Regions from separate parts of the Homo sapiens genome. Here region 2 is linked to region 1. Evidence: read pairs that join two places in POLR2A ChIA-PET (ENCODE). Cell type or tissue: HepG2. All regions are shown on one strand. Each heading gives the region's core, and the rest is flanking DNA. Links, peaks and the distances in the headings are about the cores only. Region 1 overlaps PPP1R35-AS1 (PPP1R35 antisense RNA 1). Region 2 holds the start of LOC124901708 (a long non-coding RNA gene).

Region 1 (15,233 bases), core at 6,095-11,094:
TGTCTGAATCTCTGTCTCAAAAGCAAGGCTCTGTCTCAAGAAAAAAAAAAAAGGAAAATAAATGAAATAGTTATTAGAGTGTGGTCCTGGACCAGAGCATCGCATTCCCCAGAGAGTAGTAGAAATTCAAACTCCAGGCCCTGCACCGCAGACCTACTGAATCAAAAACCCTAGGATGGGGGCCAGCAATCTGTTTGAACACGCCTGCTGAAGTTTGGGAATCACTGCCACACTGCATGGGAATGTAGACTGTTGGGATTCTGAAGCTTAGGACATATCACAATCTCCTGAGAGCTTGTTAAAAACACAGATTCCAGGCCGGGCATGGTGGCTCACACCTGTAATCCCAGCACTTTGGGAGGCTGAGGCAGGTGGATCACGAGGTCAGGAGATGGAGACCATTCTGGCTAACGCAGTGAAACCCCGTCTCTACTAAAAATACGAAAAATTAGCCAGGCGTGGCGGCACTCACCTGTAGTCCCAGCTACTTGGGAGGCTGAGGCAGGAGAATTGCTTGAACCCGGGAGGTAGAGGTTGTAGTGAGTGGAGATTGCACCACTGCACTCCAGCCCGGTGACAGGGCGAGACTCTGTCTCAAAAAAATAAAACAAAAACAAAAAATAAAATAAGAAAAAAAAAACACAGATTCCAGGCCATGAACGGTGGCTCACGCCTGTAATCTCAGCACTTTGGGAGGCCAAGGCGGGTGGATCACCTGAGGTCAGGAGTTCAAGACCAGCCTGGTCAACATGGTGAAACCCTGTCTCTACAAAAATATAAAAATTAGCTGGGCATGATGGCAGGTGCCTGTAATCTCACCTATCTGGGAGGCTGAGGCAGGAGAATCGCTTGAACCTGGGAGGCAGAGGTTGCAGTGAGCCGAGATCAAGCCACTGCACTCCAGCCTGGGCAGCAGAGCAAGACTCCGTCTGAAAAAAAAAAAAAAACCCACAGATTCCAACTGGGTGTGGTGGCTCATGCCTGTAATCTTAGCACTTTGGGAGTCCAAGGTGGCAGGATCACTTGAGCCCAGGAGTTTGAGGCCAGCCTGGGCTACATAGCCAGACCCCATCTCTACAAAACAAACAGACAAAAAAGAAAAGTAGCTGCTGGTGGTGGTGGTATGTGCCTGTGGTCCCAGCTGCTCGGGAGGCTGAGGTGGAGGATGGCTTGAGCCCAGGAGTTTGAGGCTGCAGTGAACCATGATGATGCCGCTGCACTCCAGCCTGGGCAACAGAGCGAGAGCCTGTCTCAAACCAGACAAGACAAAACAAAACAAAAACCAGATTTTTGGCCTCAAAGTCAGAAACTGAGGTGGGGTCTGGGAATCCTTTTTTTTTTTTTTTTTTTGAGATGGGGTCTCACTCTGTTGCCCAAGCTGGAGTGCAGTGGCACAATCTCGGCTCACTGCAACCTCCGCCTCCCGGGTTCAAGCGATTCTCCTGCCTCAGCCTCCAGAGTAGCTGGGATTACAGGCGTGCACCACCACGCCCGGCTAATTTTTATATTTTTAGTAGAGACGGGGTTTCACCATGTTGGCCAGGCTGGTCTCGAACTCTTGACCTCGGGTGATCTGACCACTTCGGCCTCCCAAAGTGTTGGGATTACAGGCATGAGCCACCACGCCCGCTGGAATCGATATTTTAACCGGAGATGAGTTTTATTGGGGTGGGGGGTGCCCCGGAGGCTGCACTGCGGGGAGATCACAGAAGGCACCTTGGGGTATTGGAGACTCTGGCCTGGGGGACTGAGGACTCCCCTTGGGTGGAGGAGGGGAGATGCAGCTGGAGAGAGGACACCTGGACACCTGCCCAATCCAGTGACGTCAGCCTCGTCTGCTGTCAGAAGGGGGCGGGGCCTCGGGGGCGGAGTCTCTCCCGCCTCAGCCCTCGGTCTAGTCTGGCCACCTTCCCAGTCTGGTGGGTGCAGGTGGGGAGAAGCCTGGGTCTGGGGGCAACAAGCGCGGGTAAGACCTGTAGGGGGCCAGCTAGGGACGCCAGCGGGGGCCGGGTGGTCGGGCGTGGCGGCCGCGGCGAAGCTGGGGGACTTGAACAGCCTGTCTCGTCTTGGTCCTGACCTCCAGGTGGCGCCGCGGTGCGCGGACCGGCGTTAAGGTCGCGTCGCCCTTGGCCTCTGGCTGGGGAAGCCCCTACGGCCTAATGGGGGTGGTGGAGGAACTGCTAGAGGGGCTCTAGGCCATAGCCGGGAACAGAGAGACCTCCCTATGTGAGCCCCCGGAGACCCTGACCGCGGGCTCTGCCGCTCCTCCCAGCACCCCTACGACATTAGCCGATGGGGGAGCCGACATTAGCGGATGGATTCTTAAACACTAAAGGGTCTCCAGAGCATAAAATGGGCACTGGTGACACTGCTTCCACGGGACGGTTAGTTTCTAGTGAAAACAGCTTCTCCACTGCGCATGATGGCTCATGTCTGTAATCCTGACATTTCGGGAGGCCAAGGTAGGGAGAACTGCTTGAGCCCAGGAGTTCAAGACCAGCCTGGGCAATATAGTGAGACCCCATCTGTCGCTTTTTTTTTTTTTTTTGAGACGGAGTCTTGCTCTGTCGCCCAGGATGGAATGCGGTGGCGCGATCTCGGCTCATTGCAACCTCCACCTCCCAGGTTCAAGCGATTGTCGTGCCTCAGCCTCCCGAGTAGCTGAGATTACAGGCATGTGCCACCACGCCCAGCTCATTTTTTTGTATTTTTAGTAGAGAGATGGGGTTTCACCATGTTGGCCAGGCTGGTCTGGAACTCCTGACCTTAAATAATCCACCTGCTTTGGCCTCCCAAAGTGCTGGGGTTACAGGCGTGAGCCACTGCGCCCAACCATGAGACCCTATTTCTAAAAAAAATAATTTTAGGCCGGGTGCGGTAGCTCACGCCGGTAATCCCAGCACTTTGGGAGGCGGAGGAGGGTGGATCACCTGAGATCAGGAGTTCCTGACCAACCTGGCCAACATGGTGAAACCCTGTCTCTACTAAAAATACAAAAATCAGCCGGGCATGGTAGTGGGCGCCTGTAATCGCAGCTACTAAGGAGGCTGAGGCAGGAGAATCGCTTGAAACCGGGAGGCAAAGGTTACAGTGAGCCGAGATTGCGCCACTGCACTCCGCCTGGGCAACAGAATGAGACTCCGTCTCAAAAAAAAAAAAAAAGAAAAGAAAAGAAAAGAAAAAATAAATAATAATTAAATTAACTGGCCATAGTGCCATGCACCTAAAAGTCCCAGCTACTTGGGAGGCTGAGGTGGGAGAATTGCTTGAGTCCAGGAGTTAGAGGCTGCAGTGAGCTGTGATTGCATCACTGCACTCCAGCCTGGTTAACAGAGCAAGACCTTGTCTCAAAACAAAACAAAATTCAACAAAACAAATCCTGCCTCATCCGATTCTTGGCCAGGACACACTGGTGTGGAAACCCTCCTTCCCCACCAAGTTCGCATCCTGCCCGGCCCCCCGGGTTCCACCTGCAGCCACTCTATCCCTCTAGCCCAGAACTAACCCAGCCTCCACCCCTTGTCGTCCCTTTGTTTTCAGGATAACCTGAAATCCTAGCACTTTTGGAATAAACCTGTAATCCTAGCACTTTGGGAGTCCAAGGTGGCAGGATCGCTTGAGCCCAGGAGTTTGAAGCCAGCCTGGGCTACATAGCCAGACCTCATCTCTACAAAACACTCCCTGTGCCCTGGCCTTTCCTCAGCCTGGGGGCCAGTAGAAAAAGTGTGGGGCATTTCGAGGTTTTTCTCAGGTTGAAGGACTGGCAAGGTGTGTCTGTGGTAGTAACTTGTGGGGAAGGGACTGGGCCCTGATTCTCAGGGCTCTGCTTTGAGCCTAGGCTATATTTTATTTAATTTTAATATTTATTTATTTGTTTGTTTTGTTTTGTTTTTAGTTGTTTGAGAAGGAGTTTCGCTCTTGTTGCCCAGGCTGGAGTGCAGTGGCGTGATCTCGGCTCATTGCAACCTCTGCCTCCCAGGTTCAAGCGATTCTCCTGCCTCAGCCTCCCGAGTACCTGTGATTACAGGCATCTGCCACCACACTCCGCTAATTTTTGTATTTTTAGTGGAGACGGGGTTTCACCATGTTGGCAAGGCTGGTCTCAAACTCCTGATCTCAGGTGATCTACCACCTTAGTTAGCCTCCCAAAGTGCTGGGATTACAGGCATGAGCCACCGGGCCCGGCCTTATTTATTTTATTTATTTTTATTTATTTTTTTTGAGACAGAGTCTCACTCTGTCGCCCAGGCTGGAGTGCAGTGGTGAAATCTTGACTCACTGCAACCTCTGCCTCCCAGGTTCAAGCGATTCTCCTATCTCACCCTCCTGAGTAGCTGGGACTACAGGCGCACGCCACCACACCTGGCTAATGTTTGTATTTTTAGCAGAGATGGGGTTTCACCATATTGGTTAGGCTGGTCTCGAACTCCTGACCTCAGGTGATCCATCCGCCTCTGCCTCCTAGAGTGCTGGGATTACAGGCGTGAGCCACCACGCCCGGCCATAATTTATTTTATTTTTGAGACAGTGTCTTGCATGTCACCCAGGCTGGAGTGCAGTGGTGCAATCACAGCTCCCTGCAACTTCTGCTTCCCGGGGTCAAGCGATCCTCCCATCTCAGCCTCCCAGGTAGCTGGGACTACAGGCATGTGCCATCAAGCCTGGCTAATTTTCTGTATTTTTGGAAGAGATGGGGCTGGTCTCGAACTCTTGAGCTCAAGTGATCTGCCTGCCTCAGCCTCCCAAAGTGTTGGGATTAAAGGCGTGAGCCACCGTGCCTGGCCTTAAGCTTCTTTTCTTCTTTTTTTTTTTTTTCCTTGAGACGGCATTTCACTCTTGTTGCCCAGGCTGGAGTGCAATGGTGCAATCTCGGCTCACCACAACCTCCACCTCCTGGGTTCAAGCGATTCTCCTGCCTCGGCCTCCCAAGTAGCTGGGATTACAGGCATGCGCCATCACAATGGGCTAATTTTGTATTTTTAGTAGAGATGGGGTTTCTCCATGTTGGTCAGGCTGATCTTGAACTCCCGACCTCAGGTGATGTGCCCACGTCAGCCTTCCGAAGTGCTGGGATTACAGGTGTGAGCCACCACGCCTGGCTCTTTTCTTCTTTTTTGAGACGGGGTCTCACTGTGTTGCCCAGGCTGGTCTTGAACTGCTGGCCTCAAGTGATCCTCCCAGGTCAGCCTCCCAAAGCATTGGGATAACAGGTATGAGCCACCACACCAGCCTCAGCCTAGTCTTCAGTCTCCTGAAGCTCAGTGTCAAAGGCCTCAGCTTTTTTTTTTTTTTTTTTTTGAGAGAGAGTCTTGCTCTGTTGCCAGGCTGGAGTGCAGTGGCGCGATCTCGGATCACTGCAACCTCTGCCTCCTGGATTCAAGCAATTCTCCTGCCTCAGCCTCCCGAGTAGCTGGGACTACAGGCGCCCACCACCACGCCCGGCTAATTTTTTTGTATTTTTAGTAGAGACAGGGTTTCACTGTGTTAGCCAGGATAGTCTCGATCTCCTGACCTCGTGATCCGCCCGCCTTGGCCTCCCAAAGTGCTGGAATTACAGGTGTGAGCCACCACACCCGGCTCCAGCCTCAGCTTCTTTTTTTTTTTTCCTCTCTCTTCTTTTTTTTTTTTTTTTTTTTTGGAGACGTAGTCTCGCTCTGTCGCCCAGGCTGGGGTGCAGTGGCGCGATCTTGGCTCACTGGAAGCTCTGCCTCCCGGGTTCATGCCATTCTCCTGCCTCAGCCTTCTGGGTAGCTGGGACCACAGGTGCCCGCCACCATGCCCAGCTAATTTTTTGGTATTTTTTAGTAGAGATGGGGTTTCACCGTGTTAGCCAGGATGGTCTCGATCTCCTGACCTTGTGATCCGCCCGCCTCAGCCTCCCAAAGTGCTGGGATTATAGGCGTCAGCCACCATGCCTGGCCATCCCAGCCTCAGCTTCTTGAGCATGCATGCTTCCTGGCTGCCATGGCAACTCGACACTTGCGGATCATGATGGCTGACCAACTGTGTGGCCACCCCCGGAGCTTATGAGGTCTGAGGCCACTGAATGGGCCTTGCTGGACATAGTCCCTCCCCACCAGCTCCTTCACACAACAAGACCTCCCCTAACCATGGTACCCCATCTAGTTCCCCACACAGATGGACCCCGCTCCCATACCAGGGCTTCTGACTCTCCACCTGTCTCACACCACCTGACCTCTCTCCTCCTGCCTCTGCCCTTGTTTCCCTTGGCAACTCTCTGGGCCTGTAGAGGCTCTCTCAGGGGAAGATAGTCCTTCATGACCAAATCCTTCCCTCGTGGGTCCCCAGACCCTCTGATTCCAGCCCCCCAGAGATGGGGATACTGCCAAGGTGAAGGTTTCGGGGAAGACCCTCAGGGAGGTTCAGCTGTGTTTGTTTCCTGTGACTGCTGAAATTGTACAGATTGCCACATACTACATCCTAGACCTCCTGAATTCTGATTTGGGGATCAGGAAGGAGGTTGCTGGGAAGCAGAGGTGAGTCATGACCCAGGCTGGTGGGGCCCCATCAGGGAGGTTAAGTCTCTTTTTTAAAATTTAATTTAATTTATTTATTTTTGTAGAGACAGAGTCTCTCTATGTTGCCCAGGCTGGTTTCAAACTCCTGGCCTCAAGTGATCCTTCTTCCTTGGGCTCTCTTAAGTGCTGGGATTACAGGTGTGAGCTATGGTACCCATTGCCCTCTAGAGGAAGGCAGGCCCAGCCTGCAATCCCAGCATTTTGGAAGGCCAGGTCAGAGGATTGCTTGAGCCCAGGAGTTTGAGACCAGCCCGGGTAACATGGCAAGACCCTGCCTCTACAAAAAAAAAAAAAAAAAAAAAAAAATTACCTGGGTGTGGTGGCATGTGCCTGTAGTCCCAAGCTACTCAGGAGGCTGAGGTGGGAGGATCGCTTAATCCCCAGAGGTCAAGGCTGCAGTGAGCCATGATCGTGCCACTGCACTCCAGCCTGGGTGACAGAGCGAGACCCTGTCTCCAAGAAAAAAATAAAACTTGAAAAAAAAAAAATCTAGAGGAAGGCAAAGGGTCTGGAGGGCATCGTGAGCAACACTCACCTGGTCAGTGAAGCTGAGCAAAACTGCCCTGCTCAGACCTGAACTGGCCTGAGACAGAGACAGAAAGGGGCAGGCAGTCTGGGCATGGTGGCTCACACCTGTAATCCCAGGATTTTGGGAGGCTGAGGCAGGCGGATCACCTGAGGTCAGGAGTTCAAGACCAGCCTGGCCAACTTGGCGAAACCCTGTCTCTAATAAAAATACATAAATTAACTAGGTGTGGTGGCGTACACCTATATAGTCCCAGCTACTTGGGAGACTGGGGCAGAAGAATCACTTGAACTGGGAAGCAGAGGTTGCAGTGAGCTGAGATTGTGCCACTGCACTCCAGCACTCTAGCCTGGGAGACACAGTGAGACTCTGTCTCAAAAAAAAAGAAAGGGCAGTCTCAGACTCCCAGAGAGGAGAACAGCAAGTTTCTGTTCCACCTACTTCCTTCAAGGGCTTCTTCCTCCAGGAAGCCTTCCCATCCTCCAGGCTGAGCTGACCTACCCTTCACAGAGCTGGGGCTGGTGTTTAATCTGCACAGGCTGCATGAAGTTTTGCATCCTCTTTCCTGGAGCCTGGCCTGGCCTGGATGTTAGAGTTCATGCTGCACCCTGGGAGGGTGAAAGCTGGCCCCACTCAGAGCTGTCCATGCCACTCCCAGGCCCCAGCAAATAGCAGGTGTCAGTGAGCGGGTGAGAGGCATGTCTTCTGCCTCCTGGGACTCTGAGCTTCCTAGAACTGGGGCCACATTTCCTGCCTTATCTGTTTTCTCCACTGAGCAGGGCTGGGGCTGGAGGGGGCACGTGTGGGGCCAGCCAGCAGGAGCCCGAGGCGAGAGGGTCTGAACCCCCTGCCTCAGAGCCTACCGGCAGAGAGACCAGGGGCCTTTCATTTCCCAGCATCCCCGACATCCTGCTCATCTGCTGCAGAAACAATGAACACGGGAAAAGGGCAGGATGTCCCAGAGGTCGTCCAGAGGAGGAGAGGACAGGCTGAGTCAAAGGTGGGGAGGGAGGAAGGACAGAGGTCAATGGCACACGTGCCATGATCTCATCAGCTCCTGAAAAACAATGACTCGACCTTCTGAGGGCCCCAACTGAGCTCTGGCAACCATATGAGGCCAGTCATTTCCTCAGTGTTCAGATGAGGAAGAGGGGGGCTCTCAGAGGAAAGGGAATGATCCCCAGGTCACATGGTCAGTAGGCACTGGAGCTGGGACTGAAACCCAGGGAGACAGACGAGAGACGGGCCAGGGCTGCGAGGAGGCAGAGAGGCAAGGGCTTCGGCCTCCCCATTTCCAAGCTTGCATTCCCAGGAGTCCATTCATATGTGAAAAAAATGGCTTTTTATTTATTTATTTGTTTAGAGACAGTCTCGCTTTTTGCCCGGGCTGGAGTGCCGTGGTGTGATCATAACTCACTGTAGCCTTGACCTGGGCTCAAGTGATCCTCCCACCTCAGCCTCCTGAGTAGCTGGGACTATAAGTGTGCACCATCACACCCAGATAATTTTTTAAATTTTTGGTAGAGATGGGGTCTTTCTATGTTGCCCAGCCTGGTCTCCAACTTCTGGGCTCAAGTGATCCTCCCGCCTTGGCCTTCCAAAGTACTGAGATTACAAGCATGAGCCATTGCGCCTGGCTTATTTATTTATTTTTAGAGACAGGGTCTCGCTCTGTCACCCAGACTGGAGTGAAGTGGCACAATCATAGCTCAGCGCAGCCTCAAATTCCTGGGCTCAAGGGACCCTCCTGCCTCAGCCAACAAAGTAGCTGGAACTACAGGCATACACCACCATGCCTGGCTAAATTTTTTTAGAAATGGGGTCTTGACCAGCCCAGGCTGGTCTTGAACTCCTGGGCTCAAGTGATCCTCCGGTCTCAGCCTCCTGAGTAGCTGGGACTACAGGTGCACACCACCACACCCGGCTAATTTTTTTGTGTTTTTATTGTAGAGACAGGGTTTCACCATCTTGCCCAGGCTGCTCTCGAATGCCTGTCCTCATGTGATGCTCCCACCTGGGCCTCCCAAAGGGCTGAGATTACAGGTGTGAGCCACTGCACCCGGCCTGATAGCAGAACCTGCTTTTCTTCTACCAGCCTCTCTTGGACTGTGGAAAAACCTCACACCAACATCTCCTTGTCCAATCGCCTCTCTTGGACTGTGGAAAAACCTCACACCAACATCTCCTTGTCCAATCCAGAGGCTTCCATGGAATCACTCTCCACCCCAAGACCCCCCAACATCTCCTGTGTGCTCATTGAGTAACAGACCATCTGCTGCTTCCCCCGTCCCCAACCATCTCCCCAAGGTCCTGGGCATTGGTCCCCTGCTAAGGGGATCTGTCGGGACCTGCCTCCCAGAGTGAGGGTGGCGATTTCTGCATACATTTCCCCTATCTGTGGCTCCCTTTTCCTGGGTTATGGGCCCATCTTCCGTGCCTCCACACCCTTTCTTTCTACCTCCAGCTGTCCCTGGGCTCTTTGGGACCCTAACCACTGGCATCAATCAACCTTCTATGCCCAGTGTGGACATCAAGGACATCTCCCCAGCAAGCTCAGGCCTTCAGCCCAACATTCTCCTCCTTGCTGTGCTCAGCTCCATTGAATTCTCCATCCTCCACCCCACCCTGCAAATCTGTTTATCTTTGCTTTTCTGGTTTCTTTCATTTTCCTCTGCCTCACCCAGATTCCAGACAAATTCTTATTTATTTATTTATTTATTTGAGATACAGTTGCTGGCGGCTCACTGTAACCTCTGCCTCCCAGGTTCAAGTGATTCTCATGCCTCAGCCTCCGGAGTAGCTGGGATTTGCAGGCATGTGCCAGCACACGCAGCTAAAATTTTTTTTTTTTTTTTTTGAAATGGAGTCTCGCTTTGCTCGCTTTGTTGCCCAGGCTGGTGTGCAGTGGCATGATCTGGGCTCACTGCAACCTCCACCTCCTGGGTTCAAGCAATCCTCCCACCTCAGCCTCCCAAGTAACTGGGATTACAGGCCTGGGCTACCACATACGGGTAATTTTTATATTTTTAGTAGAGACGGGGTTTCAGCATGTTGGCCAGGCTGGTCTTGAACTCCTGACCTCAAGTGATCCATCTGCTTGGGCCTCCCAAAGTGCTGGGATTATAGGCGTGAGCCACAACACCCAGCTTGGATTATGGACAAATTCTTTTGAATGAGACTCTGTCCCCTGCCTCCAACTTTTCTGCATCCCAGCAGCTGGCATCATCCCATGTCCCAGAGACTTCACACATACCTAATGGGGCTCATCTCAACCCTCCTGTTCCTCAGCCTGATGCTGGGGAGGCCAGGCTCAGGGTCAGTGTGTTGGCCTGCAGCCCGATGTGTGCCCTCCTCCCTGGATCTCTTCCTTCTGGGTTGGGACGAAGGCGTGAAGGTGGTTTGGAGTCATGAGTTCAGGCTGAGACACCTCAGACCTACCTGACCTGCTGGGGGATTCACCCTGCCAGCCTCCGAGATGCAGTAGGATGAGAACACGCACTCTGGGGATAGGAGCCTGGATGTGTGTGTGTCTGGAGGTTGGCCATTCCCATCTTCCAGCGTGTCTCGTGTGACAGGGACCAGTGTGGAAGTGTCTCTGGGTTGGCCCTTAGGCATAGGCCAGTTTGAGAATAGGAGACAGGAGGTGAGAGGTCGCCATAGGTGGGGTTTGCAGAGGGTGGTATTAGAGCTTTGCTGTCTCTCTGATCTTTCTTGGCCCTATTTGGGGGTGACTTCCAGGATGACGCCCTTGCTCCTCCCCCACCCCCAACCCTGGCAGGTCTTCCCATGTGTCCTCTGTAGCAGTCTCAGCCACACCGTGCAGTGGACCACTGCATTGGAGGCATCCTACCTCTTCTTAAGGACATGGTCCCTTCAAGGACCCTGGATGCTGACCTGTCTCCTGTCCCACCTAGCCCACCTATAGCACCTGGCTCAGCAGAAGCTCATGGATGACCTTGAATGACCCCTTCCAGCACTGAGACTTGCTTTCTTCAAACTAGCATCCAGGTCTAGGATTACCCCACTCAGCAGCCTCAGATAACTAAAGGAGCATCTCTAACTGGTGAGGTCTAACCCAATCAAAAGTCTTTTTTTTTTTTTTTTTGAGACGGAGTCTCGCTCTGTTGCCCAGGCTGGAGTGCAGTGGTGCGATCTCGGCTCACTGCAAGCTCCGACTCCCAGGTTCACGCCATACTCCTGCCTCAGCCTACTGAGTAGCTGGGACTAGAGGCGCATGCCACCACACCCGGCTAATTTTTTGTATTTTTAGTAGAGACAGGGTTTCACCGTGTTAGCCAGGATGGTGTTAATCTCCTGACCTCGTGATCCGCCCGCCTCGGCCTCCCAAAGTGCTGGGATTACAGGCGTGAGCCACAGCACCCAGCCCAAAAGCCTTATAATAAATAATATTTAAGAGATGGGTGTTGCTCTGTCGCCAAGGCTGGAGTGCAGTGGCGTGATCATAGCTCACTGCAGCCTCGAAGTCCTGGGCTCAAGGGATCCTCCCACCTCAACCTCCCCGGTACCTGGGACTACAGGAATACACCACCACGCCTGGCTAATTTTTAATTTTTTTATAGAGACTGGGTCTCACTATGTTGCCCAGGCTGGTCTTGAACTCCTGGCCTCACAGGGATCCTCCTGCCTCTGCCTCCCAAAGTGCTGGAATTACAGGCATGAGTCACGGTGTCCCAGCCATTTTTTTTTTTTTTTTTTTTTTTTGAGACAGAGTCTCACGCTGTTGCCCAGGCTGGAGTGCAGTGGTGCCATCTTGGCTCACTGCAACCTCCCCCTCTCAGGTTCAAGTGATTCTCATGCCTCAGCCTCCCGAGTAGCTGAAATTACAGGCATGTGCTGCCATGCCCAGGTAATTTTTTGTAGTTTTAGTAGAGAAAGGGTTTCACTGTGTTGCCCAGGTTGGTCTCGAACTCCTGGCCTCAAGTGATCTGCCTGCCTTGGCCTCCCAAAATGCTGGAATTATAGGCATGAACCACCATGCCCTGTCCTCCTCCCCATTTTTTTTTTTTTTTTTTTTGAGACCGAGTCTCGCTCTGTCACCCAGGCTGGAGGGCAGCAGCACAATCTCAGCTTACTGCAACCTCTGCCTCCCCGGTTCAAGCAATTCTTCTGCCTCAGCCTCCTGAGTAGCTGGGACTACAGATGAGTGCTACCACGCCCAGCTAATTTTTTGTCCCCTTTTCTTTTGAAGAGGAAAAGCAATTCCTGGCCTCCCAGCCTGGGCCAGCCAAAATAGCTTAGGAAGAATGTGGGCAGGCCCAAGACCTCTCACCTCCCTCACCTCCACCTTCCGATCTTCACACTCGTACTGTTTTTTTTTTTTTAATTATTATTATTATTATTATTATTTTGAGACAGAGTTTTGCTCTTGTTGCCCAGGCTGGAATGTAATGGCACGATCTCTGGCTCACTGCAACCTCCGCCTCCCAGCTTCAGGCAATTCTGCCTCAGCCTCCTGAGTAGCTGGGATTACAAGCATGCACCACCACACCCGGCTAATTTTGTATTTTTAGTAGAAATGGGGTTTCTCCATGTTGGTCAGGCTGATCTCAAACTCCCAACCTCAGGTGATCTGCCTGCCTCGGCCTCCCAAAGTGCTGGGATTACAGGCGTGAGCCACCGCGCCAGGCCCTGTTTTCTTAAAATCATTGGTGAACATTCCACTTCTTGGAGACCCGCAATGTAAACTGGGCAAACAGAATGGCTTGTTTTCGTCTGTGCTGGGGCCTGAAATGAGTCAGTGACTAGATTTTAAGGCTGAGGAATTGCGTTTACTGGGTTCATGGACACGAACTCCTGTAGGGCCTAGATATTTATCAGCATGGCCAAGGCCTGGGGGACAGTTTCGAGTCTCAGCTCCAACACTTCCTGCATGCCAAAACTGCGTCAGCCTCTTTTTTTAAATAAACAAAAAACGTTTAGTCACAGAAATGTTCAAGAATATGCAAAAGTAGAGAAAATATAGTAATAAAATCCTGCTTCAGCAGTCATCAACATTTGGCTAATCTTGTTTTATCCATGTACCCTCAAATACTGTTCCGAACCCCAACTTTTTTTTTTCTTGTGACAGGGTCTCACTCTGTCATCCAGGCTGGAGTGCAGTGGCGAGATCCTGGCTCACTGCAACCGCCGCCTCCTGGGTTCAAGTGATTCTCATGCCTCAGCCTCCTGAGTAGCTGGGACTATGGGACTACAGGCACGTGCTACCATGCCTGGCTAATTTTTTGTACTTTTTAGTAGAGACGAGGTTTTGCCATGTTGCCCAGGCTGGTCTTGAACTCCTGAGCTCAGGCAACTTGCCTGCCTCGGCTTCCTAAAGTGCTGGGATTACAGGCTTGAGCCACTGTGCTCAGTCTTGATACTTTTCAATTTAAGGTAAAATACAGCATGATTTATTAGTTTTTTTTGTTTGTTTGTTTTTTGTTTTTTGAGACAGAGAGTCTAGCTCTGTCACCCAGGCTGGAGTGCAGTGGCACAATCTTGGCTCACTGCAACCTCCACCTCCTGAGTTCCAGTGACTGGCCTACTCAGTCTCCCAAGTAGTTGGGACTACAGGCACCTGTCACCACACCCGGCTAATTTTTTTGTATTTGTATTTTATTTTACTATTACTTTTTGAGGCAGAGTCTTGCTCTGTTACACAGGCTGGAGTCCAGTTGCACGATCTCAGCTCACTGCAACATACGCCTCCTGGGTTCAAGCGATTCTTGTGCCTCAGCTTCCCAAGTAGCTGGGATTACAGGTGTGCACCACCACGCCTGGCTAATTTTTATATTTTTAGTAGAAACGGGGTTTCACCATGCTGGCCAGGCTGGTCTCGAACTCCTGACCTCAAGTGATCCACCCACCCGGGCTTCCCAAAGTGCTGGGATTACAGGTGTAAGCCACTGTGCCTGGCCTGATTTTTTAAAACCTTTTAATATAATCATATAAAATGCATACATTTCCAAAGTCAAATATACAAAACAAAGTATATTTGGAGGAATAAGACTGTTTGTCTTTCATTCTATTCTCTCCCTCCTATGTCGCTATTAAAAATTTTTAATTTATACTCCCAGTTTAAAAATTTATATTTGTACCTCGCTATTTCTTTTCACAATTGAACAATGAGATAATAGACATACTTGCTTGTTCTTAACTTTAGCAGGAAAGCCTCTAGTGTTCCACCATTGAGATCTTCCTTTAAAATCCTTTTTGTAAAATTTGGGCTGTGCTATCCATTCTATCTGATGTTCCACAGCACTTCCTGGAAAGATAAAATGAACAATGTGGAAACTCATAATGAAAAGTGGTACACAAACGTGCCTGTTGACTGAGCATCAATCAATTCCAGGAAAGCTTCAAGATTCCTGAACCTTTTTGAAGCAGTTTGGAGAATTAAAAAAAAAAAAAAAAAAAGAGTAAGAAAGGATTCCTGAACCCACTTCCACTTACATTCTACACAAAAAATGAAAGGAGACTTGCAGAATTGAGGGGACCTGCCCCAAGTAACCTAAGGAGCAGGTGGGAGCTCTCATTTCCTTTTCTGCAGTTCAGGGGTCTTCTGCTATGTGGAAAAGCTCAGGGCCCAGGATAAGTCCACTGACATTAAAAATTAAAAAAACTGAATTCAAGGCTGGGTGCAGTGGCTACTGCCTGTAATCATAGCACTTTGGGAGGCCAAGGCAGCTGAACCACTTGAGGTCAGGAGTTCGAGGCCAACACGGTGAAACCCTGTCTCTACTAAAAATACAAAAAAAATTAGCCGGGTGTGGTGGTAGGCGCCTGTAATCCCACCTACTTGGGAGGCTAAGGTGGGAGAATTGCTTGAACACTGGAGGCAGACGTTGCAGTGAGCTGAGATTGTGCCACAGTCTCCAGCCTGGGCACCAGAGCGAGACTCCGTCTCAAAAAACAAAATAAAACATTGAACCCACAATACAGAGTTTTTTGTTTGTTTCTGAGACAGGGTCTTGCTCTGTCGCCCAGGCTAGAGCGCAGTGGTATGATCAGAGCTCATTGCAGCCTGGAACTCCTGGACTCAAGTGATCCTCCCGCCTCAGCCTTCCCAGTAGCTGGGACTACAGGTGAGCACCACCACCACGCCCGGCTAAAATTAAATTCTTTTGGTAGAGATTGGGAATGGTGGTGTGGAGTCTCGGTATGTTGCC
Region 2 (15,233 bases), core at 8,073-13,072, 100 kb before region 1:
AGTCCTTTGGCTTATTAAATTCTGATTGTGTCTAATAGTTTTTGCTTCGTGAATCTCATGGGTATGCGGTCAGTTATTTTAAGTACATGATTTTGAGAACCTCTTTGTGAATTTTAACTTTTTTTTTTTTTTTTGAGACAAGAGTCTTACTCTGTCACTCAGGCTGGAGTGCAGTGGCAGGATCTCGGCTCGCTGCAGCCTCTGTCTCCCAGGTTCAAGTGATTCTCCTGCCTCAGTCCCCTGAGTAGCTGGGATTACAGGTGCCTGCCACCATGCCCAGCTAATTTTTGTATTTTGAGTAGAGACGGTGTTTCACCATGTTGGCCAGGCTTATGTCAAACTCCTGACCTCAGGTGATCTGCCCACCTGGGCCTCCCAAAGTGCTGGCATCACAGATGTGAGCCACCACGCCCAGCCAACTTTTATCAATATAAAATGTTTCTTCTTATAGCCCTCCAAAACGATAAAATAAAAACAAAAGCAGCTAATCAGCTCACAGTGGCACAGTGAGAAGGCTGTGGGCAGAGCATGAGTCAAGAAGTCTGGGCTCTGGTCTCAGCTTGGTCGCTCTGTGGCCTGCATGACTAGGGAAATTGCTTAACTGCCTTATCTGTCAAATGGCCAAATTTTAAGGGTTCCTTCCAGCCCTCAAAACTCTATGATCAGAGGCACTTGGGTAGGCTCTGGGGTGGGGATAATAACTTACCAAAGCTGTAACTTTCAGTTAGCATCCGACTGGCTGGCAGTGAGGGTGGAGAAGAGAAGGGTGGGTAGAGGAAGGGAGAAAGAAAGAGTGTATGTCACTGGCTTTTCCCCAGACATCTGAGCCTGACGGCGAGCACTGCAGCTGCCCTCCCATGTGTCCAGGATGTCCAATGGCAGAAGGCACCCAAAGGCTATGAAGACTCAATGTGTAGAGCTTAGGAAGGAGCAGAATGCTTTAAGAAGGCCTGAAGAGTCTCTTGCAATGGCTAAATAACATAGTTTATTTGGTTTTGTTTGTTCGTTCGTTTGTTTTGAGATGGGGTCTCACTCTGTCACCCAGACTGGAGTGCAATGGCACAATAATCACTCACTACAGCCTCAAACTCCTGGGCTCAAGCGATCCTCCCACCTCGGCCTCCCAAAGTGTTAGGATTGCAGGCGTGAGCCATTGTGGCTGGCAGCAACATAGAGTTTACAGGCCTTTGGTCTTAGAGGGATGGATGAGGACTTCTGGAGACTACCTTGACCCTTGACCCTTTGGGACAGCGTACTATGCAGACAAGAGCACCTTAGAGAAAAAGTCACGTCCATTTTCAATTTTTCTAGGACTCAGGTCTTCCATACTTCCTAGTGAAAAGTTTCCTAGTGTATAACCCACACAGCTCCTGCTGCAATCTTAGTCATTTTCCTTTCATGAAAAAGCAGAACAGTAGAGCCCCCTCTCCCTGACAAGAATGTGTCAGACACGCTCATCCTCTCCTGGAGCTGCTTCTCTTTGTGCTTTGCTGCTTTGAGCAGTTCTTTAGGATAGTGAGGATATGAATGGTGATTTATAGACATGAACAAATGGACACGGTTGGAAGAGAAAGGAAGCCAGTGGGGCAGAGTTTACCTGCAGGAGTTGGCTGGGCCTGGAACGAGGCTTGACCAGCTGGAGGGAGGCTTCCAAACACAGAAGAGCTGGGGCCACTGCTAAAGGCATCAAAGTTGGCAAAGCCTCCTTGGGAAGGTGTCTGGCCTGTAGGTGGAAGAAACATAAAGGTTATATAGAAAATTGTCGGGTGTGGTAGCTCACGCCTGTAATTCCAGCACTTTGGGAGGCCGAGGTGGGCAGATCACTTGAGGTCAGAAGTTCAAGACCAGCCTGGTCAACATGGTGAAATCTGTCTCTACTAAAAATATAAAAATTAGCTGGGCGTGGTGGTACATGCCTGTAATCCCAGCTACCTTGGAGGCTGAGGCATGAGAATTGCTTAAACCTGGGAGGTGGAGCTAGCAGTGAGCCGAGATTGTGCCACTCTACTCTAGCCTGGGTGACAGAATGAGACTCTGACTCAAAAAAAAAAAAAAAAAAAAAAAAAAAACCACACACACACAACAGAAAAAGAAAAGAAAATGTATATGCCTATCCATGTAATATAGCTACTAATTCTAAAGGCCAAAGGCCACTCTTATGGGACATCTGCCTTTCCACAGGGTTCTCTTCAGAGGGAAATGGGTGGGGCCTGGGGCCAAGAGCCAGACCCACACAGGGGAACAGGGGCACCCAGGGCCTCCAGGTTCACTCCCTGCCCTCTTCTGTCCTTACTCCATGAGGCATTAACATTTTTGTCAGGGCCTAGTTTGGAGCATGAAAATTTTTTTTCATGGAGGAAGGAGCTTGAATTTTTTTTTTTTTTTTTTTTTTTTTGAGACGGAGTCTCACTCTGTCACCTAGGCTGGAGTCCAGTGATGCAATTGTGATTCACTGCAACCTCCACCTCCTAGGTTCAAGCAATTCTCCTGCCTTAGCCTCCCAAGTAGCTGGGACTACAGGCACATGCCACCACACTTGGCTAATTTTTTTTTTCTTTTTAGTAGAGATGAGGTTTCACCATGTTGGCCAGACTGGTCTTGAACTCCTGACCTCAGGTGATCTGCCCACCTCAGCCTCTCAAATGCTAGGATTACAGGTGTGAGCCACTGTGTCTGGCTTGAAAATTTTTAAAAAGGGAAAACAGATTCTATGCTGCTGAACCCTCTACTGGCTATTGCTGATTTGGGGGAAGAATAATCTTTGGTGAACTGGAACACATGATAATCCCCCTCCTCCCATTTTAACAGAGACAGAAAATAATAAAAAAGGCTATTTCCAGTGTTCTAAAAGGAAGTGCTAGGAGCCCTCAACTATAATGTTTTAGGATCAAACCCCCAAACATAATCCTGGCTGTACTTATTTGACCCCAGTCCTCCCAGCCTCACTGCTTCAGAGTGACCCTCACATTTGTTTGCATGAGAAGATCTAGAGCCATGGTTACCTCCAGGGACTGGATCTCTCATGTTGTAAGCATATACGCTGTAGGGAGGGTCCCATCCCAAAACCCACTTACCCCCAAAGGCAGGGAATGCAGCAAAAGCTGGTGCCATCTGGGGTGCAGCAAAGGGGTCTCCACCGATGTCAGCCAGCAGGTCAGTACTGGCTTTTTTGACAGAGGAGTGGGGAGGTGGCTGAGTGCTCCGGGCCTGGGATGTCCGAGCGTGAGACTGACTGACGGGCTTGGAGGAGAAGGAATGCATACAGCCCTTAGAATCCCAGACATGCCCCAGGCCCTCCTCTGGCTCCCCAGGTTGCCCTCAGATAGGCAGGTAGAGAGAGAAGACAGTGAGTAACTGCCCTCAACCTAGAAGATTCCTGGGCAGGAGCTGCCTTAGCCCCTCTCAGAGCTCATATCATCCTCATCTTCTCAGTACACCTGCTCCAAGAACCACACATTTTACAGCACATGAGCCAAGGTAACCCTGAGATATACAGGAATACTGCCCAATACTGCCCCCAGGGCTGTTACTCCTCAACCTTCCCAGGTATTGGACACCATATTCCAGCCCCTTCTGTGTTTCTTTGATGGAATGCTCAGGTTTGGAGCTGATATTCTGACTTTCCTAAATACCACTTCCTGTTAGGTTCTGACTTCCAAAAGATATGAGGTCCAGAAGTGACAAATACAAGATACAGGTTAACAGCAGAGCCGAGACCCAACTCACAGCTCCTGCACTGTTGTCTGCTAAGTCCGGGGAATCTGATTCAGGAAACTGACACTCCTGTCTCCCAAATCTCAAAAGAAACATGACGAGCAGATCTGAGAGTTACCTGGCTCGAGGTGGAGGCAGCAACTGAGAGAGACGGTGCAGGATCACCCAGAAGTGTCCGAAGGGGCTTCCCTTCTGGGATGGAGCCCTGCACAGGGGTGGAGGCACTGCCTTTGGTATAAGTGGGCCCCTTGACTTGGTCTGGGGGGACATACCTTTGAGAAAGAATAGTTAGGCTGTAAAGAGAGGGATAAAACTTTGGACCACGCTCAGCTGAGATGTTTGGGAAGACACAGGAGTCAAAATCTATGCTCATTTTTCTCTACTGATTCCCTTTTTTGAAGGGAACCGAGCAACTTAGCAAAGTTCTGCCTATCTTGAGCATCCCCTTGAACATCTTTTGGTTTTTTTGAGACAGGGTCTCGCTGTTGCCCAGGGTGGAGTGCAGTGGGGCAATGTTGGCTCAACACAGCCTTAACTACCTAGGCTCAAGTGATTCTCCTGCCTCAGCCTCCCAAGTAGCTGGGACCACAAACAAGTACATGCTACCATGCCTGGCTAATTTTTTAATTATTTGTAGAGAAGAGGTCTCACTATGTTGCCCAGGGTGGTCTCAACCTCTTGGCCTCAGGTGATCCTCCTGCCTTAGCCTCCAAAGTTCTGGGATTACAGGCATGAGCCACCACACCTGGCAAAGGTCCCCCTCTTTTATTTCCTGGGTGTTTCTTCAGACTCCTTCTTCTCAGCTCCATAGAAAAGCTGCCTGCCGCCTCATCCTCTAGGTGCTCACAATCCACACTTCCATCCTGCCAGCTCCTGCCGGGACAATTCCCTTCCACTACAGTGTATGTGGCCCCTACTCTGTAAGTGTCAGCTTAATCCTGAGGACATCCCTAGGAGGGACTCCACAGTGTGGTCTTATCCACATCAATCTCTTTGTTCTCTGCATTCTCTTCTCTACCTCACAGTTACCTCCCAACATGTACACACCCCAGAGATCCCACAAGAAGTGATACCAGGGGAGAGGAAAGGTAAGGGAGAATGGAGATGCTGTTTCCTTCATCAGGAAGACAAAATATAGTTGTCCCATGGTATCCTCAGGGAACTGGTTCCAGGATCCCCCTGACAATTCCATAATCAGAGGACGGGACACTCAAGTCTCTTATATAATATGGTGAAGTATTTGCATCAAATATGTATATCCTCCAATATACTTTAAATCATCTCTAGGTTACTTATAATACCTAATACAATGTAAATGCCATGCAATAGTTGCTATATTGTATTGCTTTTTATTTGTATTATTATTTTTTTTTTGAGACGGAGTTTCACTCTGTCACCCAGGCTAGAGTACAGTGGCACGATCTCAGCTGACTGCAACCACTGCCTCCCGGGTTCAAGCAGTTCTCTGCCTCAGCCTCCTGAGTAGCTCGGATTACAGGTGCCCATGACCATGCCTGGCTAATTTTTTGTATTTTTAGTAGAGACGGGGTTTCACCATCTTGGCCAGGCTAGTCTTGAACTAGTCCTGACCCTGTGATCCACCCGCCTCGGTCTCCCAAAGTGCTGGGATTACAGGCATGAGCCACCACACCTGGCCTTATTTGTATTATTTTTTATTGTTGTATTGTTATTTTTTGTGTTCCCTACTTTTTTTTTTTTTTTTTTTTTTTTTTGAGACAGTCTCTCTCTCTTTGCCCAGGCTGGAGTACAGTGGCATGATCTCAGCTCACTGCAACCTCCGCCTCCTGGGTTCAAGCAATTTTCCTGCCTCAGCCTCCAGAGTAGCTGGGATTACAAGTGTCCACCCCCACACCCAGCTAATTTTTTTTGTATTTTTAGTAGGGACGGGGTTTCACCATGTTGGCCAGGCTAGTCTCGAACTCCTGACCTCAAGTGGTCTGCCCACCTCAGCCTCCCAAAGTGCTGGGATTATAGGCGTGAGCCACCTTGCCTGGCCTATTTTCCCAAATATTTTTGATGTGAGGTTGATTGGATCCATGGTTGCAGAATCTACAGATACAGAGGGCTGACTGTACATATAAATCATGAAACAAGGCCGGGCACGGTGGCTCACGCCTGTAATCCCAGCACTTTGCGAGGCCAAGGCAGGCAGATCATTTGAGCCCAGGAGTTTCAGACCAGCCTGGGCAACGTGGTGAAACCTCATTTCTACAAAAAATATAAAAATTAAGGCCGGGCGCAGTGGCTCACGCCTGTAATCCCAGCACTTTGGGAGCCAAGGTGGGCGGATCACGAGGTCAGGAGATCGAGACCATCCTGGCTAACACGGTGAAACTCCGTCTCTACTAAAAATACAAAAAATTAGCTGGGTGTGGTGGCGGGCGCCTGTAGTCCCACCTACTCGGGAGGCTGAGACAGGAGAATGGCGTGAACCTGGGAGGTGGAACTTGGAGTGAGCCGAGATCACGCCACTGCACTCCAGCCTGGGTGACAGAGCGAGACTCTGTCTCAAAAAAAAAAAAAAAAAGAAATATATATATATATATATATATATATATATATATATAAATTAGCCAGGCATGGTGGCACACACCTGTAGTCCCAGTTACTGGGGAGGATGAGGTAGGAGGATCACCTGAGCTCCAAGAAGCTGAGACTGCAGTAAGCTGTGACTGTGGCACTGCACTCTAGCCTGGGCAACAGAGTGAGACCTTGTCTCAAAAAAAAAAAAAAATCATAAAATGATGGGTTAAAGGAATAAAACTATAGGATGTGTGCTTCCAGCCATCTCTCCCCATACATAAGATCAGCTGAGCTATAAAAATGAACACCCACAGGCCTACCTCCCGACTCCAATCAGTCTACTATCTCTCCAAAAGAGAGGACATAAAATCTGCAGGGTTAGTGACTGAGAACAAGTTGTCCTTTCATGTAGATTTATTTTAGCCGTAACTGAATGTGAGTGGAACAGAATCGACCCAAGTCTAGTCTTTTGTGAGAAGGCCAAATTCAACTCTAGAAACTGGACTGTCAGATGAAGAATGTCTTGAACACGTTTCCATAGCAACCTCTTTCCTACTCCTTACCATCTCTTCTTCTCATATTTTTCCTGGAGAAACTCCTTCACTTTCTGAGGATCCCTGGAATCTGGTACTAAAGATGTCCGAGCATCAAACAGACCCAACCAAATCTTCCGGCAAACCTAAAAGAATGAAGGTGTCAGAGGAGTGGGAGCAGAAAGCAGGAAATACAAAAAATACCACTTCCTTTTTTTTTTTTTTTTTTTTTTTTTGAGACGGAGTCTCGCTCTGTCGCCGGGCTGGAGTGCAGTGGCACGATCTCAGCTCACTGCAACCTCCACCTCCGGGGTTCAAGCAATTCTCCTGCCTCAGTCTCCCAAGTAGCTGAGACTATAGGCATGCGCCACCACGCCCAGCTAATTTTTGTACTTTTAATAGAGATGAGGTTTCACCATGTTGGCCAGGATGGCCTCGATCTCTTGACCTCGTTATCTGCCCACCTCAGCTACCCAAACTGCTGGGATTACAGGCATGAGCCACCGCGCCCAGCCACCACTTCCTATTTATTCATCAGTAAATACATATTGGCTGGATGTGGTGGCTCACACCTGTAATCTCAGCACTTTGAAAGGCCGAGGTGGGTGGATCACTTGAGTACGGGAGTTCAAGAGCAGTCTGGGCAACACAGCGAAACCCACTCTCTAAAAAAATACAAAAATTAGTGGAGCATGGTGGCATGTGCCTATAGTTCGAGCTACTTGGGAGGCTGAGGTGGGAGGATCGTTTGAGCCCAGGAGGTTGAGGTTGCAGTGAGCCAAGATTGCACCATTAAGCTCCAGCCTGGGTGACAGAGCAAGCAAGAGCTTGTCTCTGATAAATAAATAAATAAATAAATAAATAAACAAATATTGAGCATGGACACAGTGCTAGGATCTGGGTCTACCTACAAACCAGATATGATTCCTGTCCTCGCAGAGTTTATAATCCAATGGGGCAGTCATATCTTAGATAAATAAAACTAAAGTTATAATCACATTTTGTGACATGTATTGAAAAAGGAAAATAGAGGGCCATGAGAATTATGGAGAATTAAATTTCACTAAGGGTAGGGTCCAGGACAATTTTCAGAGCTCTGGCTTCCAGGACACCTCCAGAGGCCCTTGAGGATACCCTCTAAGTAAACCAATCACCCATAAGCTGGGGTACTGCTAACGCCAAGGATAGCAACTTCTGATCGGCAGATTTAGCTAGGGAAGGGGTTTAAGTCACTTTCCAGTACAAGATATGCACTTAAATCCAGGTTGTCGAGGCTGAAGGCAGCAGAGCTGGCTCCAGGAAAGCTTCCTCAGAGGGGCTGGCCCAGTCAACTCTGAATGCTCACGCTCTGGAGCTCTGGTCATTCTACCCCTCCATTGCTCAGGTGCCACATCCTACAACGATATTGCTACTTCCCCTGACTCCTGAAAAGGAGGCCTAGACAAACCATGATTTGTATAACAGAATAAAGATTCTGTAAATATACCTAAGGAAAGAAATCATACATATGAAAAAATTAAGAGAAACTCAACCAAAAATAAAACCGTAAGGTTTCCCTACAATCTTGAGGCAAAGCCCCACCTGCAGATAGGTGACCTTCTCACCACTCCATCGGTGGCAGCTCACCTCATTTCCACGGGATTGCAGGAATACTACTTCAGGCTCAGTGAAAGTTGTCATGGAGATTGACTTGACACGATGAGGGGGGTTCAGCCCTCTCCTATGGGAGAGAAACAGGAAGAAAGAGAAGTATAATGCAGTTAGCATGGCAGGCTGTTCATGGGAGGAGGAGGAGGAGGGAGAAAGGGTGAAAGAATAGCATATAAACTAAGCTCAGATAGAACCCCCCCATCTGAAGCTACTTCCTAATTCCAGGAAAGAAGGGAAATATTTGGAATATTTTGGAGATATTAGAAGTCTCCAAAGAGAGGCCAGGCACAGTGACTCACACCTGTAATCCCAGCACTTTAGAAGGCCGAGGCAGGCAGCTCACTTGAGGCCAGGAGTTCGAGACCAGCCTGGCCAATATGGTGAAAACCTGTCTCTACTAAAAATACAAAAATTAGCCGGGCATGGTAGTGCACGCCTGTAATCTCAGCTACTCAGGAGGCTAAGGCACAAGTATCGCTTGAACCTGGGAGGCAGAGGCTACAGTGAGCCAAAATCACCCCACTGCACTCCATCCTGGGCAACAGCAAGACTCTGTCCCCACTCCCACCACCCCCCTCCAACCCCCAAAAAAAAGAATCTCCAAAGAGACAGGGAAGAGAGAGTCAGGAACATCCTGTGATCCCAGTAGTTCTGGAGAGGAAAGGTAGAGCCTGCCCATCCAGAAGCCTCCTCTAGCCTGGCTCAGATCCCAGTAGTTTCAGTGTTCAGCCTGTAGGCCGAGGGGGGTACTTCTGGGAACTCAGACACGTGACCACTTCCCACTTCCTACTTTATCATTGTTTTAGACCTACAGCCCATCCCCAAGGTCCCAGGGCCCACAAAAACACAAATCCTTCAAGCATGAGGGAAGGCAAAAATGAAGGCCCAGTACTATTCTTGATAACACTAACAAAAACAGGATATGGTGACAAAAAACAGTCTCTAGCCCAGCTGGTCCTCCTTGTGTCTACAAAGAAGGGTGGAGTGGTGGTGGGATGGAGAGGGTCCCTCTCTTTCAGGAAGCCATCTCTAGGAAAAGAAATATTTGATTTTCTTATTTCTGTATCTCTCAATAAAGCAGGAAGAAGTCAAGTTCAACCATGAGCTATAAGGCTGGCATGGGCGAGGAATATGTAACCTGTGGCAATGCTTTTGTGCCTCCTCTGTATGTTCTGTTAACTCCCTGGGAATCCAGTTCTGCCTCCAGGAACCCTGTGGAGATTATAAGAGAAGAGAAGGCTTCCTTGTCCCCACTCAACTGGTCTCAGGAGTGTTCTAATACAGGAAACTTGGGGCTAAGCCAGGCAGGGCTTCATAGGTTCCCCTGTCCTTGCACCTTAAGTATTATTCTGGTCTAGGTCTACTACCCTCACTGGATTAAACAAAACTGCCCAAACCAAAACAAGCTAGATCCTGGGACAGGAGGGAAGCAGTCTCAGCAGATGAGGCCTCTTCAGACTTTTACTCTCATGGAAAAAAAAAAAATGGCCAAATCGAGTTGCTCAAATAAAAATCCAGAATAGGGTCCTGGCTGACATCCTCAGGAAGCGCAAAGGGGGAAAAAGAGACAAAAATATTTAACAGATGAAAATCCTGAAAATTCACAAAGAAGGTGGGGAAAACATACATTCACACTAACAGGTGCACACACAGAATCCAAGTGCTCCTGCCAAGTCTGGGAGAACAGCAGCGAGGTGTAAGCAAAAGCAGCGGTGGTGGGGGTGGGGGGCAGGGAGTGGGCGGACTCAGTACAGAGTGAACAGTAAGGGCGGCCACCCTGCGGATGATAAATTACTCATTATGGGATTTTAACAAAGGACAGGACACTGGAGGCTCCAGTTGACGCTGTTTGCAGCAATTCTGCTGCTAGACCTTTAGGTATAAAGGGTCTCAAAAATGCTCTTATAAAAGACAAGCAATATCAAAGAGGACTGATGCCCCCAAGGAAAGATAAGCTCAGGGAAAAACGAAAGCAAGGCTTTGTTACTACATATCAAACAATAGCTCTTAAGCTTGGTCTGCCCCGAAGACTGTCTTCCGATCACATTTCAGAGATAGTCCATTCTCTCTCCTAAGGCCTCTCTTGCTAATGGCTTGGTTTGGTTTTGCTTTTAATTCTAGCCAGCCTGCTTTTAGACTTTCTCACCTTAACCACTAGGCCCTTCCCCTTCAGAATGTCAGGGCTTTCTGAAGTCTAGCCAGACCTCATTGTCCCTGTGATCTCAAAGGTCTTCTCCTTCACCTCCTACAAACAAAATTTACTTTGCCAAAACACAAGGCATTATGGGAGGCACTGTGGGGGATACAAAAATTATAGGACAGAGTTATCTTATCACCAGGAGCTCACAAGAAGAACCCAGGAAGCCTGGACAAAGGTACTTCTTACTGCAGTAGGGTGCTATTCAGTCAGGCACTGATGGATCAGGGAGAACGTGACTCCAGGATGCAGCAGTTGCGGAAGGAAGAGAAACAGTCATGGGGAAGGTAAAATGTATTATGTTTACACTAGAAAAACAGATTCTAAGCCTATCACAAAAAGGTCATTGACATTTCCTGAATGGATAACCAGGAACTGTTAGCGAACTGTAAACAGGGAGGTATGCTTCCTTGTTAGGGGGAGGAGGCAGGACTCAACCCAGGCATCAATCAAAATGGGATGCTTAGAACAGAACTTATGGTTGAGCCTGGACTAAAAGAGTTTATTTTTGGTGGGGGTGGCGGGCGGGGGGGGCGGCAGACGTGACAGGATGATGGGAAGGCAGAGAAAATAAGAAATGATTTAGGTGCTTTGGGCCAAATGAATCTGATGGAACAGGATGTTTCCATAGCACAGTACAAAAAGCATTGCTCTGACCTTGATGTCTGTAGACTGGATTTTGTACAACCAGAGCCACAGTCTGGGGGCAGGGAGAATTCTCTACAAGGCAACACTGCAGCCTAGGAAGGGGGCCTAGTTACATGGCCTATGAGTCAGAGTTTTTCTTTCTGAATCACAGAGAGGCCACTGCTGGCCAAAAGAAGCAATTTAGAAACGAGAGCCCCCTTCCTCCTGGTAGCTAAAACCATGTGGCCTAGGTGTGCTGCATTTCACTGGGTACACACCAGGGTCATGCAGCGGACCAGATGTGAGTCACTGGCCTGGAATTAAACAGGCCCAGCTCTCCCACTTGCACCCAGCTCCCCAACATAACTCTCAGGTTCCTCCCAAAAGAGGTAATCACAGCAAATTCATTCTGGTATTTCTAACCAGGAAGTGCTGGGGAGGAACAGAGATCAATTTATTTTCTCAGAATAGAGTAAGTTTTTCCAATGGAAAGTACATTATTACTAGGACTCAAGCCTCCAGCCAGTCAGGTTGTCTTTATCCACTTCAGTTTCTTTTTCACAGGGCACCTAAAGGGCATATGAAGTATTCTGAATTATTTGGCAGCTGAAGCCACTTGTATGTGTAGCTGCTAACAACTGCCCAGTCCTCTCTCTTTCCCTCCCTCCCGTCTCCTCTCTGATTCCATTAGGCATAGTACTATTTCCACAAATACCACACCTTTTGTTTTTCTGTGATCATCACCCTCATGCTGGCCCATATTTTTGCTTCTATCTTGCTTCATAAAAGCATCAAACCTGCTCAGCTGCTCAGATAAGAAAGTTCTGCCAGGTCAACAATGGAAAAAAACCAGTTCCACCCAGCACCCAAGTTCTTTTTCATTTGTGCCAAATTTGGACTTGGGAAATCCTTGCCTTTGAACAATTGTGTTCAGATTCATACACCCCAGATCGTGTTTCTTTGCTCTGGGATTTCACTCCTCTGCTTCTGAACAGGATACAACTAAACCAGTTTAGCTCTTATCTTGGATGCAAACATCACCATGAAGAGTCCCTGTTAGGAACTTTTAATAGTCCCTAAGAGGAAGGCTCTCCTATTACCCTGCTCCAGGGTCAATTTCACTAATTTTAGGAACCCTCTTCCTGATCTAAATTCTGCTTCAACCCATTTCCTTTGTTCCTCCTCAGCAGCAATGATAAACAGCTGTCCTGTTGATTAGAGCCAGGTAGACTCCTGATAGCATCCAGCCGCCCTTCCCTTTAGGCTCAACCTCAATCTTTTTTACATGTCTCCCTCTGCCCTCACCTCTCTCATCCCCACCCCCCCGCCCACCACCCCACGTCGAGCTTTTTCTCATCCCTTTAGTAATTTATCACTTCCTTCGGGGCTTTTCAAGTGGTTCATGCACCCCTTATGAAACAGCACCTACATCTGTAATTTAGTGAGAGACTCTGTCCACCTCTGCCCAGCAGAGGTCAACATGAAAGGTGACAGAGGAGGGGATGGAGGGATGGGACTAAAACAGGGGCAAGGTACATGTGTACCTCTCCAACCCAGACAGATGGAAAAGTACTGAATTATTGAAGAACATACTGTACCTTTCCTCCCATGGAGATTAAAATGCTTCAACTAAGAACCACCAGCAAGCCCGACAGGGAAAGTAAGGCACAAGGAGGGCAGGAACTTGTCACAAATAAAGAGCTGTCAAGTGCATTCTTGACACCCAGCCCAGAGCTCTGCCCACCTTAATTCTGACTCCTGTGATCACAGTAAAGTTGGGCAGAAATAGAAGAGATAAGTGTCTATTACAAACACCTGAAGAACGATGGATTGAAGATGGACCCAAACAGCCACATCAAGGAAATATGTCATACTTTGCTGAAAAAACTGGGTGTCAAAGTTAGCGTCCATCCTTGTGTCAATGAGATCTCAGGCCTCAACATCCATTTTCTTTCTGAGGAACAGTGGTTCATTCACAGACGCATTCAGGCAAACCAGAACAAGAAAGAACATTTAAAGCACTGCTTTGCAAATAGATGCTTTTTAGCAGCAATTTTTACCACGTCTTAAGATTCAAATGACAGATTCATCCTCCAAGAATTAGAAATGTAACTAAACAAACAAGCATATGTGTATGTTGGGGAAATTAAACAGATCCACATCTAGGTTAAGGAAATTAGGTACTGGAAGAAAACCAAATGAATAAAACTAGGTCAGGTGTGGGACCTACAATTGTGGCAGTATGTATGTAAATTTAGGAACAGCAGAAACTAGCAGCCTTTCTCTCAACCCCTCACACCAACGCTGTAGGTTTTTGCTACAGCTGAGAAAATATTTCTCATTAAAAAAGAGAGAACAAGAATGAGTTCATACATGCAGGGATGCAGGCAGAGTCATACCCACCCACCAATATTAAAATGTGTGTTTTTCTTCAGATCTTAGGAAATTCAACTTTGGCTGGAACCATCAACTTTGCTACATCGGCCAATCCAACCAGCTGGGAATTCTAGTAATTTTGCTCACTGCCCCCAGACGACTCTATCCCCTTATGAAGGAGACATATTTGTAACCCACTGAACAGAAAACTGGCCTTTAAAATAATGTCATCCTGCTGTCTCCTTTCTGTGGCTACGGTGCTAATGTGGTATTTCAATTTCTTCCCTCAATATCCTCTTCATTTTAACAAAGAATATTTCTTCTCGAGGCCAGGCACAGTGGCTCACGCCTGTAATCCCAGCACTTTGGGAGGCCAAGGCAGGTGGATCACCTGAGGTCAGGAGTTTGAGACCAGCCTGGCCAACATGGTGAAACCCCGTCTCTACTAAAAATACAAAAATTAGCTGGGCGTGGTGGTGTGCACATGTAATCCCAGCTACCTGGGGAGGCTGAGGCAGGAGAATCGCTTGAAACCAGGAGGTGGAGGTTGCAGTGAGCCAAGATCGGACCACTGCACTCCAGCCTGGGCGACAGAGCGAGACTCCATCTCAAAAAAAAAAATTAATAATAATATTTCTTCTCTTTGCATCATACCTCAGTTTGGTATCACTCTAACCCACAGAGCTTCATTTTACTTCATAGCTTTTAGCAATACAGAACGATTTCTTTATAGTCCATGGCTTCCACTAGGATGTCAGCTCCGTGAAAATGGGAACTTATCACTACTGTATCTCCAGTACCTAAAACAGTGTCTGGCGCTTGATAGGCACTGAATAAGTTCGTGTTGACTGACCGAATGAATAAACATGCAGGCTGTCAGCCGACCACAATTTTCACTTCCCACCAACACCAAACCCTAATCTACAGGTAATCAATCATGGGGATTTAAGATGCTAATTGGTCTCCGTGCCACCATGGAGCCATGCCTCCAGAAATAAGCATCCCCTGCCTCACATTCTGCCTTACAGCCCACCTGCCAGCTCCCACTCCTTCCCACAGCATATCAAAGGGACACAGGTAATACTGTGTTAAGACCCCTTTACAAGGATTATATGCCTTGCCCTTGTCATGCTAATTATAGGGAAACTCCAGCTTTCTTGCAGAGTTTCTCCTGAAATTTCTCACTCTCAACATACCTTCAATTCAGCTTCATTTACTGGCCTAACCTCTTGATCTTTCATTTCACTCTCATTTCCTACTAACAAAGGGTTGGTCTAGCTTCTCATTTCCCAAACACCAAAATATGCTCTCTAAATCCTCCTCTGTGAGAATCACTCCCTGGTTTAGTCTCATAATGCTTTACCAAAAAGCTAAGCAGGCTGGGTGCCGTGGCTCACGCCTGTAATCCCAGCACTTTGGGAGGCGAGGCGGGCGGATCACTTGAGATCAGGAGTTCGAGACCAGCCTGACCAACATGGCAAAACCCCGTCTCTACTAAAAATACAAACATTAGCCAGATGTGGTAGCGCGTGCCTGTAGTCTCAGCTACTCAGGAGGCTGAGGCAAGAGAATTGCTTAAACCCAGGAGGCAG

Evidence for each region. ChIA-PET counts read pairs that join two places held together with the same protein. Peaks named below come from ENCODE experiments on the same cell type or tissue, not always from the same donor. Only the 100,000 strongest peaks of a DNase experiment are listed, where the experiment ranks them.
Region 2: POLR2A ChIA-PET joins it to region 1 with 6 read pairs; 18 of 35 experiments call an interaction of 5 or more read pairs at or near these places.

Annotation. Positions count from the first base shown.
Region 1 is chr7:100,437,477-100,452,709 of GRCh38, reverse strand. PPP1R35-AS1 (PPP1R35 antisense RNA 1) reads right to left here. Exons shown (of 3, transcript NR_187540.1): 2 at 14,208-14,329; 3 at 12,833-12,976. Among named protein-coding and RNA genes, the nearest start is that of PPP1R35-AS1, 8.4 kb to the right of the region's middle. RefSeq lists a silencer at 1,821-1,920, enhancers at 5,734-6,234, 7,438-7,597, 7,508-8,192, 8,193-8,877, 15,120-15,233 and a cis regulatory region at 7,539-8,392. In HepG2, for the core only: a CTCF peak has its summit at 6,728 (motif pointing left); a DNase peak (open chromatin) is centred at 8,109.
Region 2 is chr7:100,542,100-100,557,332 of GRCh38, reverse strand. It overlaps AGFG2 (ArfGAP with FG repeats 2), which reads right to left. Exons shown (of 12, transcript NM_006076.5): 2 at 8,418-8,511; 3 at 6,822-6,937; 4 at 3,833-3,986; 5 at 3,075-3,240; 6 at 1,598-1,723. It overlaps LOC124901708 (a long non-coding RNA gene), which reads left to right and starts at 10,837. Exons shown (of 2, transcript XR_007060453.1): 1 at 10,837-10,925; 2 at 13,701-13,866. RefSeq lists a silencer at 15,126-15,215. In HepG2, for the core only: a CTCF peak has its summit at 11,481; DNase peaks (open chromatin) are centred at 10,992, 11,452, 12,152 and 12,772; H3K4me3 peaks cover 2,143 bases.